2 separate regions of the Mus musculus genome follow, and region 1 is linked to region 2. Evidence: chromatin contacts called from ENCODE Hi-C or POLR2A ChIA-PET data. All regions are on one chromosome and are shown on one strand. The core of a region is the stretch at or near the end of the contact, and the rest is flanking DNA. Distances in the headings are between cores, read along the strand shown.

What was found. A loop is a pair of places that touch in the nucleus more often than their neighbours do. ChIA-PET counts read pairs that join two places held with the same protein, here RNA polymerase II (POLR2A).
Region 1: a loop to region 2 is called in a map of gastrocnemius, with 8 times the contacts of the local background. The contact joins the promoter of Sdhb here to the promoter of Padi2 in region 2. A Hi-C loop is called at or near these places in 30 of 37 maps with a recorded cell type or tissue (CH12.LX, CH12F3, Patski and 11 more). POLR2A ChIA-PET finds 5 or more read pairs at or near these places in 4 of 5 experiments (Patski and embryonic stem cell).

Annotation. Positions count from the first base shown.
Region 1 is chr4:140,959,324-140,963,572 of GRCm38, reverse strand. It overlaps Sdhb (succinate dehydrogenase complex, subunit B, iron sulfur (Ip)), which reads right to left and starts at 2,302. Exons shown (of 8, transcript NM_023374.4): 1 at 2,097-2,302. The coding sequence starts at 2,168.
Region 2 is chr4:140,904,570-140,908,979 of GRCm38, reverse strand. It overlaps Padi2 (peptidyl arginine deiminase, type II), which reads right to left and starts at 2,620. Exons shown (of 16, transcript NM_008812.2): 1 at 2,431-2,620. The coding sequence starts at 2,546. Gm46719 (a long non-coding RNA gene) reads left to right here. Exons shown (of 2, transcript XR_001784481.2): 2 at 1-6.

The sequences.
Region 1 (4,249 bases), core at 1,053-3,552, 55 kb before region 2:
GACTGCAGGCGGGCATTCCAGGCGTCTGCCCTCCTGGAGTTCATAGTCCAGACGGAGAAATAAGGATGCTACTGGTAGTTAACCGAGTGCAGCTAAACTCCCACAGGCAGGACTGCAGTCCAGAGGTGCACATCACAGGACTGAGAACCAGAACTGAGGATGGCGCTGTTTGAGCACAAATATGCATTCCCACAGACAGGAGGCCTCTGGAAAGTAGGCAAAGGCCTCTCCTGAAATCCTACCAGAGTCCGACCTTTGAAGCCAGCCTCTTCTACACTCAGAAAGCCCAGCCTGAGCCTGAGAAGTCACCCCTTACAGCAGGGCTCTTACAACTCAACTGCTGCCTCAGCAACGAGGAAAGAGGCTGAAGAACAAGGTCACCAAGAACCATTAACTGGACAACCTATCATGTGGCTCCTCCCCCAAACCGACACACCCCCTTTGTTAGCCACTGATTGCTGCAGCTCTTCAACTAGGGGTGGGGCCTTGTGAAATTTCTCCCATTCCCCTTGGCACGGACTGGTGTTGTGATTATTCATCCCATGTTCTCAGCCCTAAACTCGTCATGCATAAGGAACACTAAATGCACTTAAGAGATTGTGTATGTATATATTTAGCAATGATAATTAAAGAAGTCATGAGTGTGAAAGGGAGGGGAGGCATGGGAGGAGAGAGGGGGTGGAAATTATTTAAATACAGTACTCATGCATAACATTCTCAACAACAAAAACAGAATCATTAACTGAATATCTGGGACACCAGCCTGAGGCTCTGGTAAGGCACTGTCTGTTTTTGTTGAGACAGGGTCCCAAGTAGCCCAGGTTGGCCTTGGATTCCGTGTGGGGCTGAGGATGTCCTTAAACTCCTGATCTTGCTGCATCAGCCTTTGGAGTGCTGGTGTGATAGGTGTGCATGCAAAGGGATGCACAAGTCGGGTGGTGGTGGTGGCTCACACCTTTAATCCCAGCACCCAGAAGGCTGAAGCCGGAGAATCTCTGAGTTCCAGGCCAGCCAGGGTTGCATAAAGACACTGTCCGAAAAGTCAAAACCTAACCAAAACAACACTAAAATTATCACAGGGTGGAGATTCATCTTAGCACTTTGGAAGGAGCAGAGTTCAGTTCCCTGCACGCATATGGCGGCTGATAACCACCTGTGACTCCAGTTCAGGAAATACAGCTCTCTTTTCTCCACGGGCACATGGTGCATATACATGAAAGCACACACTCATACACACACACACAAATCTAAAAAAAAAAAAAAAAAAAACCAACAAAACCCCCCAAAACAAAATGGGAGTTCCTGTTGTCCGCCTGTGAAGGACTATCCAGAAGCCCAGAGGAGGACTGAATGGTATCTGTAAAGTAAGGAGAGGCAGTTTTTCTCGCCTTTCTAAATGCTTCTACTGTGCAGCTCCCGAGGATACAGGGCGTGTGGGGAGACCTATGACAGAGCTACTACAGAATTATTAACAAAAGCAGCTCCAGGCTCTGCCTGTCATCCCATGCCAGCGGTATGAGATCAGTGCCGCTACACACCCCTGAATAAGCACGCTTCAGGGAACCGGGTCTTGCCTGCAGACTTCCACAGTACGGATCTTTCAAGGGGTCGGGGTCGCTTTCTTTCATGTCTCCCTTCCTCTGCGGGTCAAGTGCATTGCCTTGCAGAGTCCACCGCCCTCCGACCTGACCGATCCAGACCAGCCTAACCTGGAGGTGCGACCTGGCCTCCCGGGTCCCACCCCAGACACCCCGCAGGCCTCCCTTTCACACAAGCCTGGCGGAGTACAACTAGCAGGATTTGATTCTGGGTCCCGACCACAGGTCGCTCATCCTATGACCTTGACCTCTCCCTGTCCTCCTCCCAGACCTCTGTCTTTCTGTTCTCTCTTCCAACCTCCTCCCGGCCGCGCCTCTCTCTCCGGTGATGGAGAAGCGCGGAATGGCTGTCTGAAAGGATGCTCAAGAGCAGGATGCCGGGTTAAGTCCTCCCCCGAGGCCTGGACCCGGGCTCCTTCCGCCTCTCCGCGGCCTCTCTACCCAGGCAGCCTCGGTGACGGGCACGGCTCCCCACTGAACCACGGCTCCCGGGCTCACCTGCAGGCCGACTCTGCCGAGAACGGCAGCCGGGAAGCCGCGCTTCAAGGAGACCCCGACCGTCGCCGCCATTTTGGCTCCTGACGTCAGCCCCACCCCTTCCCCTCCGGCATCCCGTCGAACACCGCGGTGGGAAGCCGGCCTCTCACCCTGAGGACCGCTAGCCGCCTAAGCGCCAACGAGTGGAAGGCCGCTTCCGGTTTCTCCGAGCCAATGTACAGGAAGTGCGTGTGTGCAGCAGCGGCCCGTAGGGCGCATGCCCACTGGGCTTCCTATGTTCCTAAGGTGACCTCTGGAGTCTGAGGGGCGGGAGAGGGAAGGGTAGCGTGGAGGGGCGGGGCAGAGGCCAGGAGGGCGGGGCTTTCCTATTCTGCTGGTGGCTGTGATTTTTAACCCTTCTCTACTTGCAGTGGTGTCTGTCAATCACCTGTGACTCTTGTCTGGTCAGCTTTGTGCTAAATCTAGAGAACCTGTCAGTCCCTACCTGATTGGGACACTTGTTAAGTGACTGAAGTGATCAAAAGATGAACGTCACGTCGGTACAGAAGTTGCATGCCCGGCATATGGAGACAGTAGGAGAACCAAGCTCACCCTCCGCTACTTAATGAGGTCGAGTCCATCTGGGATACTTGAGACCCTGCCTCAAAACACACAAAACCAAAACCAAAGCAGCCAGAAAGGGTACCTAGTATGTGGCTGGTGCCAGCCTCTGGAATGCTGTGGTAAGTGAGCGAGCTGCTCACCTAATTCCTCTCTAACCCCAAGGAAGATGACAATAGGAAAGATGGGTGATGTAGCTTATAGGCTGTCCACCAAGGACCCACAGGCTGTCCACTGTCCCCAACTTCAGATCTTCCTACAGGTAAAGAACTGCAGAGAGCTGGGATTACAGCTGTGTGCCACCATGCCTGTGTGTGCTGAACAAGCCTTCTACTAACCGACCTGTGTCCTCAGATTTCGTCAGTTTCCTTAGTCACCTGAGCTGCTTTTTTTTTCTGGCACTTCTAGACAGGGTTTCTCTGTGTAGCCCTGACTGTCCTGGAACTCACTTTGTAGACCAGACTGGACTTGAACTCAGAAATCCGCCTGCCTTTGCCTTCCAAGTGCTGGGATTAAAGGCATGCGCCACCACTGTCCAGCCTTTCTGACACCTTTTATGGGTTCTCTCAGAGCCCCCCACCCTCTGACTGGGGATTTGACCACCTTGGGCAGGCGTGATCTTGGTATCCCAAGTCACTTGGTCTCTTGGGGCACCCAGTGACTTTGCTGGTCCTTGTTACCAGAGGAAGGATTTGATTTCTTTCCGCTCACCTTTGGCAGAGGAGGGCACTGTTTATAGTCTTGGGTTTCCTCACGCTGGCTCTTTTAGAAGACACTGGAGAAATTACCATGACAGGAGGAATGGCTAGATGGGGCCAAGTTTCTGGGAACTCACCCTGAATCTGGCTTCTCTGCCAGGTAGCCTCATTAAAGGGGGTGTGGAGAGGCCTGAACCCCTGGGGGTTACCTTGATCGCCCCCTCAAGGCCATGTGACCATTGACAAGTCCTTCGCCACTTTTTGACTTATAGCGTCCTTGCCTGAATCACTAGGGGTTGTGGCAGCTGAGTTAAGATTCTATGACTGGTGTGGTTGTCTTGCGCAACAGATGGTAAGGTGGCCTTGGCTTCTCAGGGGCCCTGGCTCAGCACTGGGTAGGTTCTTCTAGACTACCCAAGGGACCACCATCAGGGCCACCCAAATCGGCCAAGGTTGTAGGAAGGCTGTCATTTTCTTTGTAACTCCTCCAGGGTGTCAACAGGCAGTATTTCTAGAGAACTGGCCCCCTTAGCCATTTTTAGCCACCATGTCAAAGACAGACACCACTGCTACATGAATGGCCACCCAGGTCACCTTGGAAAAAGCATTGAGCAGCCAGCAAAACTGAGACCTTGATTTATTGGAGGGGCCCTTGGTGCCAGTGTGCCCACACACCCTGCAGTCACATCATTCCTGGGCGTCATGGGGATTTGGGGAGCTTAATGTTATGGAAGGATAATAAATTCCTGGGTGGCTCCACCTCCGCCCTGAGCTTTGGGGTGCCAGAAAGGCACAGATGCCATAGGGCTTAAAGGTCTTCATGGCCCCTTCCTGACTTGGGTTGCCAAGCTGTCC
Region 2 (4,410 bases), core at 1,371-3,870:
CTCTAACGTGTGTGTGTGTGTGTGTGTGCTTTATGTGTGTGCATGTGTTGCAGGTGGGTGTGATAAGTAGACATGGATGCCAGGGGAAGATGCTGGGTGTCCTATGCTGATACTCTCTGCCAGGGGCTCTCACTGACCCTGGAACCGAGCTGATAAGCCCCCAGCGACCTTCTGTCTCTGCTCCCCACAGAGCACAGGAGCACACAGCCACACCTAGCTTTTTACATGGGAACCTGAGGGTCAAGCTGAGATCCTCACGCTAACAGCGACACATTTACCCTCTAAGTCACTTCTCCAGGTCCACCTTTTCTTTTCTTTTGGTTGTTCTGAGACAGGCAGGGTCTTATTAGGTAGCCCTGTCTGGCCGGGAGGTTGCCGTGGCCTCAAGCTCACAGGGCTCCATCCGTGGACATCCTCTGCCTCTCAGGTGCTGGGTTCAAGGCATGCACCACACACCCAGCTTCCAGTACTAATTACAAGAAATAACTTTTATGAGTGTTTCTTAGAGGTGGGGTGGGAGACAAGGTCTCTCTGTGTAGCCTTGGCTGTCCTGGAACTCACTATGTAGACCAGACTAGTCTTGAATAATACAGCGATCCTCCTGCCTCTGCCTCCCATCCCAGTGCTGGGATTACGGGCTGTTTTTTCTCCTTTTTGAGGTACACATGCATGTGTTGGGGGTATACTGAGACAGGGTCATGCTGTGCGGCCCCAGCTGAGCTGGAACTCACTATGTAGTATGAATGAGCCTTCGGCTTGTGGTCCTCGGACCACAGCTTCTGGTGTGTAGGGATTGCAGGTGTGTACCACCACGTCTGGTTAACTTATTTTTTTAAAGGTAGACTATTACAACATTTGCAATGACAACGGTGGCCTGCGTACAGCTTCCTCTGGGCAGGTTATGGTCTAGGTTGTGCTGACTCTTGGTGTTGGGGAACTCTCTGTGAACTGAGTCCTGGCTGAGGCTAGTGGACACCTGTCCCCTTGCCCTCCACTGTGCTGGGCCTCTCTCTGCTTAGGTGGAGCAAGGACAAGGACTTAGGCACAGACCCCCTTTCTTCCTTAGCCCCCAGCAGAGGCAGCATGCCAGTCTTTCAGAGAGTCCCCACAGTGCCCCGGCAGGCAAGCTGACAGGCATGGTGACAACTGTGGCTTAGGGCCCAGGATCCTGGCTTACCCCTTGGCAATGCCCAGTTCAGAGCAGGGAGTGGGGAGAGATGGGCACCCTCCCAGGCCACTGGCGCCTAGACCACACCCCACCCCTGTGTTATAATCCTGCTTTGGGGTCTATATGAAGGCCCACTGAAGTCCAGGCCCAGGTGAAGTGGAGGCTGGGGCTGAGGCTTAAGGGCTAAAGGAGCAGAGAGGGGCCCCGTCTTAGGCTTGCTGAGACCAGCGGGAACCGGGGCCTCCTGTGAAGTGGCCGAGCAGTGGGAAGGAGCTGGAGAGCGGGCAGAAGAGCATGAGGGGGTGCTTAGGTGGGCTTTGGGAGGCTCGGGAGAGTCAGGCGCTTTAGTGTCAGAATGGTCTGGGAACACGGCCCATAGAGGATGTACAGGCACAGAATCTGGCATGCCCCTCCCTCCAGCATGAAGCCCTTCCTCCCTCGCAAGGCAGAACACTGAGAGTGCTCGGAGCAGATGGTGGCTTCAGTGTGGCCTCTCAGGCTGCTCAGACTACTCCTTCCCCATAGCACCTTTCCTAGGTCCCACACTATACCCTATCAGTTTCTCTGGGTTTGTGGGACACACTCTGCGAGATTCCTTCAGCCTTCTGTCTCAGGTACCCTGACCCCCATCGAGCGAGCGTGTGGGCAGAGAAAATGGGGAAGAAACGGGCCCTGGCTCCCAGGGCCATAGCGGGTGGAAAGTGACCCCTCTCTGATCTCAGGGTGAAGTCAGGAAAGGTATTTGGGGACACAGCTCACAGCCAGTGCCCCGGGACAGGCAACCACCAGCAACCCCCCGGAGGGTGAAATCGGATAAGTACCAGGCCAGATTCCACGTGGGCAGTTCCCCTTTGGACAAGTCAGTCCCCAGCACATCCCAGGCTGTTTCTGCTTGCAGGGGTAGGCAGTCCACTGGTGGAGGAGGCTGGGCTGGGGTGAAAGGTCAGCCAAGAAGGAATGGGGGAGTGAAAGGGGCGTGTTACAGAGAGCCCATGTGTGTTAAAGTCACCCAGGAGAGGGGCTGGAAAGACCAGTCATGAGAAGGCTAGATTTAGGGAGTAGTCTCAGAGAGGAGGCTGTGACAGGGGCTGTAACTGTGTGTCTTAGAGGGGCCTCAGGATTGCATGGAAGTGGATCCTGGCCTGGACTCTCTCTGGATTTCTGAGGATCTCGAATTGAGGGGCAACCTGGATACTGGAGCCAGGTCCAGGGTCTCAAGATTTGTGAAGGGTAGGTGAGAGGGTAACTCTCTCTCGGCTCACCTGTAGACATCGGTCCAGAGCTGCGTGCCCAGCACGTACACCGCCTCCACGCGGCTCCCATACTGCAGCCGCACGGTCCGTTCCCGCAGCATATTTTCCCGTATAGGCGGCTGCATTCCGTGCTGCTCCCAGGAATAAGCACCTGCTGCAGGTAAGCCCTCCGCTGCTGCGCCTGCGCTCGCTGCCGAGCAGCCGGCGGCCTTAAGCAGCAGCCGGGGGCGGGGCGTGGGCGGGGCTTCCCGCCGGACTCCTCTTGGATTGGATCTGCAAACCCGTCCGTCAAGCCTGGCCCCGCCCTCCAAGCCCCTCTGCCCGCAAGTTGTCAATTCCTGTTTTCCGTGTTTGGCTTGTTCATTCTTTTATTCAGTAAATTCCCCTTTCTGGACGCTCCCCCTCACCTCCAGCTCCGAGGGGCAGAAAGTGCGAGCAGGAGTAGCCGAAGGGACAGGGCAGGAGTGAATAGGTGGCAACCAAAGCCAGTCTGGGGCCGGAGAATGCTTCTCAGAGGAAACCCTGAGGCTTCTTAAAGATCTTGGCAACACCAGGGGGTGGAGAGGAGCCTCCTGAACACCTTCTGGAAGCTGGACACCCCCCATATTAGATCCACATTGCCATGAGAAATAGGGAGTGGGGTGGAGTGGGGGGAACTGTGGCCCTGGCAGGGACCAGAATGCTAAGCCCAGGCATGAGAGCGACAGCATGAGCCTGGAATGGGGCTATCTGGGAGTGCATTCTGGCTGCCCCAGACAGCGTTGAGCATACTGAGCTGGAGCCAGTAGTGAAGACCCCGGATGGGGCGTGAGAGGACTGGCGAGGAGAGGACTGATCTGTGTGGTGTTTATGGATGGAGATTTGGGTGGCTCCCGGTGGCTGGGAGGATGTGCCTGGTTGAAGGACAATGGGCTGACGGGGCAGAGGATTAGGGCTCCAGCCTGCGACACCAAAAGACGTGCCAAGGTAGAGGTCAATGTATGGTCCTGAAGGCCAAGGTGCACCGTGACATCTAGTGGCAGGGTGGGGTCTGAAGCACTCTGAACCCCACCCTCAGGCCCTTTCTTTCTGAACTCAACCCTGGGGCTATGCAATTTGAGGAAGTGGCTTTTTCGTTAAGGGAATGGAGACTGAAGGGCGGGTGGAGGGGTGAATGTTGGAGAGGGAGGGGGACTGAAGGGAGCCCCAGCAAAGGGCACACTGAATTAAACGCATTGCTCATAGGTATGCCCAGGCACGCCCAGCGGCCCTCGACTCCATCCTTCTCCTCCAGATGCCCAAATTAGGAGATGGTAAAGACCCCAGCTGTTCCTGGGTATCAGGGATCTAGGAGGAATGTGGGTGGAGAAGCAGAGAGCCAGAATCTCAGCCAGAGGGGTCACTGTCTCCTGAAAGGCTTGGGGTTCAGATCCTGGGAGAAGCTGCTAACTTCTGATTGGTCCCTGGGAGAGCGTTCTCCAATCAGGAGGCAGCTTGTGGGAAAGAATCCAAGAGGCACCAGACTGGGAACCCCTGCCCTGCTAAGGTGGGCTCGGGTCTGAGGACCCCTCTGCAGGCAAGCAAGAGTTCCCACCTCCAACACGGGCAGAACGGTCCTGTATGTCACTCACTCCTTCCATGTCTCCTGTCAAGCAAGTGAGTCCCAGCAGAGCCAGGGTTGTGCGATCAGGCAAAGGCTGTGGTTACCCAGCTGGGCAGAAACGACGGCGGTGTGTGGTGCACTCATTAGTTACGTGGTTTCTGTGCCCCACACTGCCCCCAAATGATACTTCCCAAAGCATTAGAATTAAATTATTTTATCTTTCCAGGAACGCTGTCAGAACTAACCTAGGGGTGCATAGCTCCTGACAGTAGCAGTGCAGGAACCTGGGTGGGGACACAGGGTAAGGGTGGCTTGCCTGCCTCGAGAGAGCTTATAGGTAATCTCTCAGCATAATGGAAGGTACAAACTGATATTAAATGAGACAATATTCAGAAAATGCTGGCAGA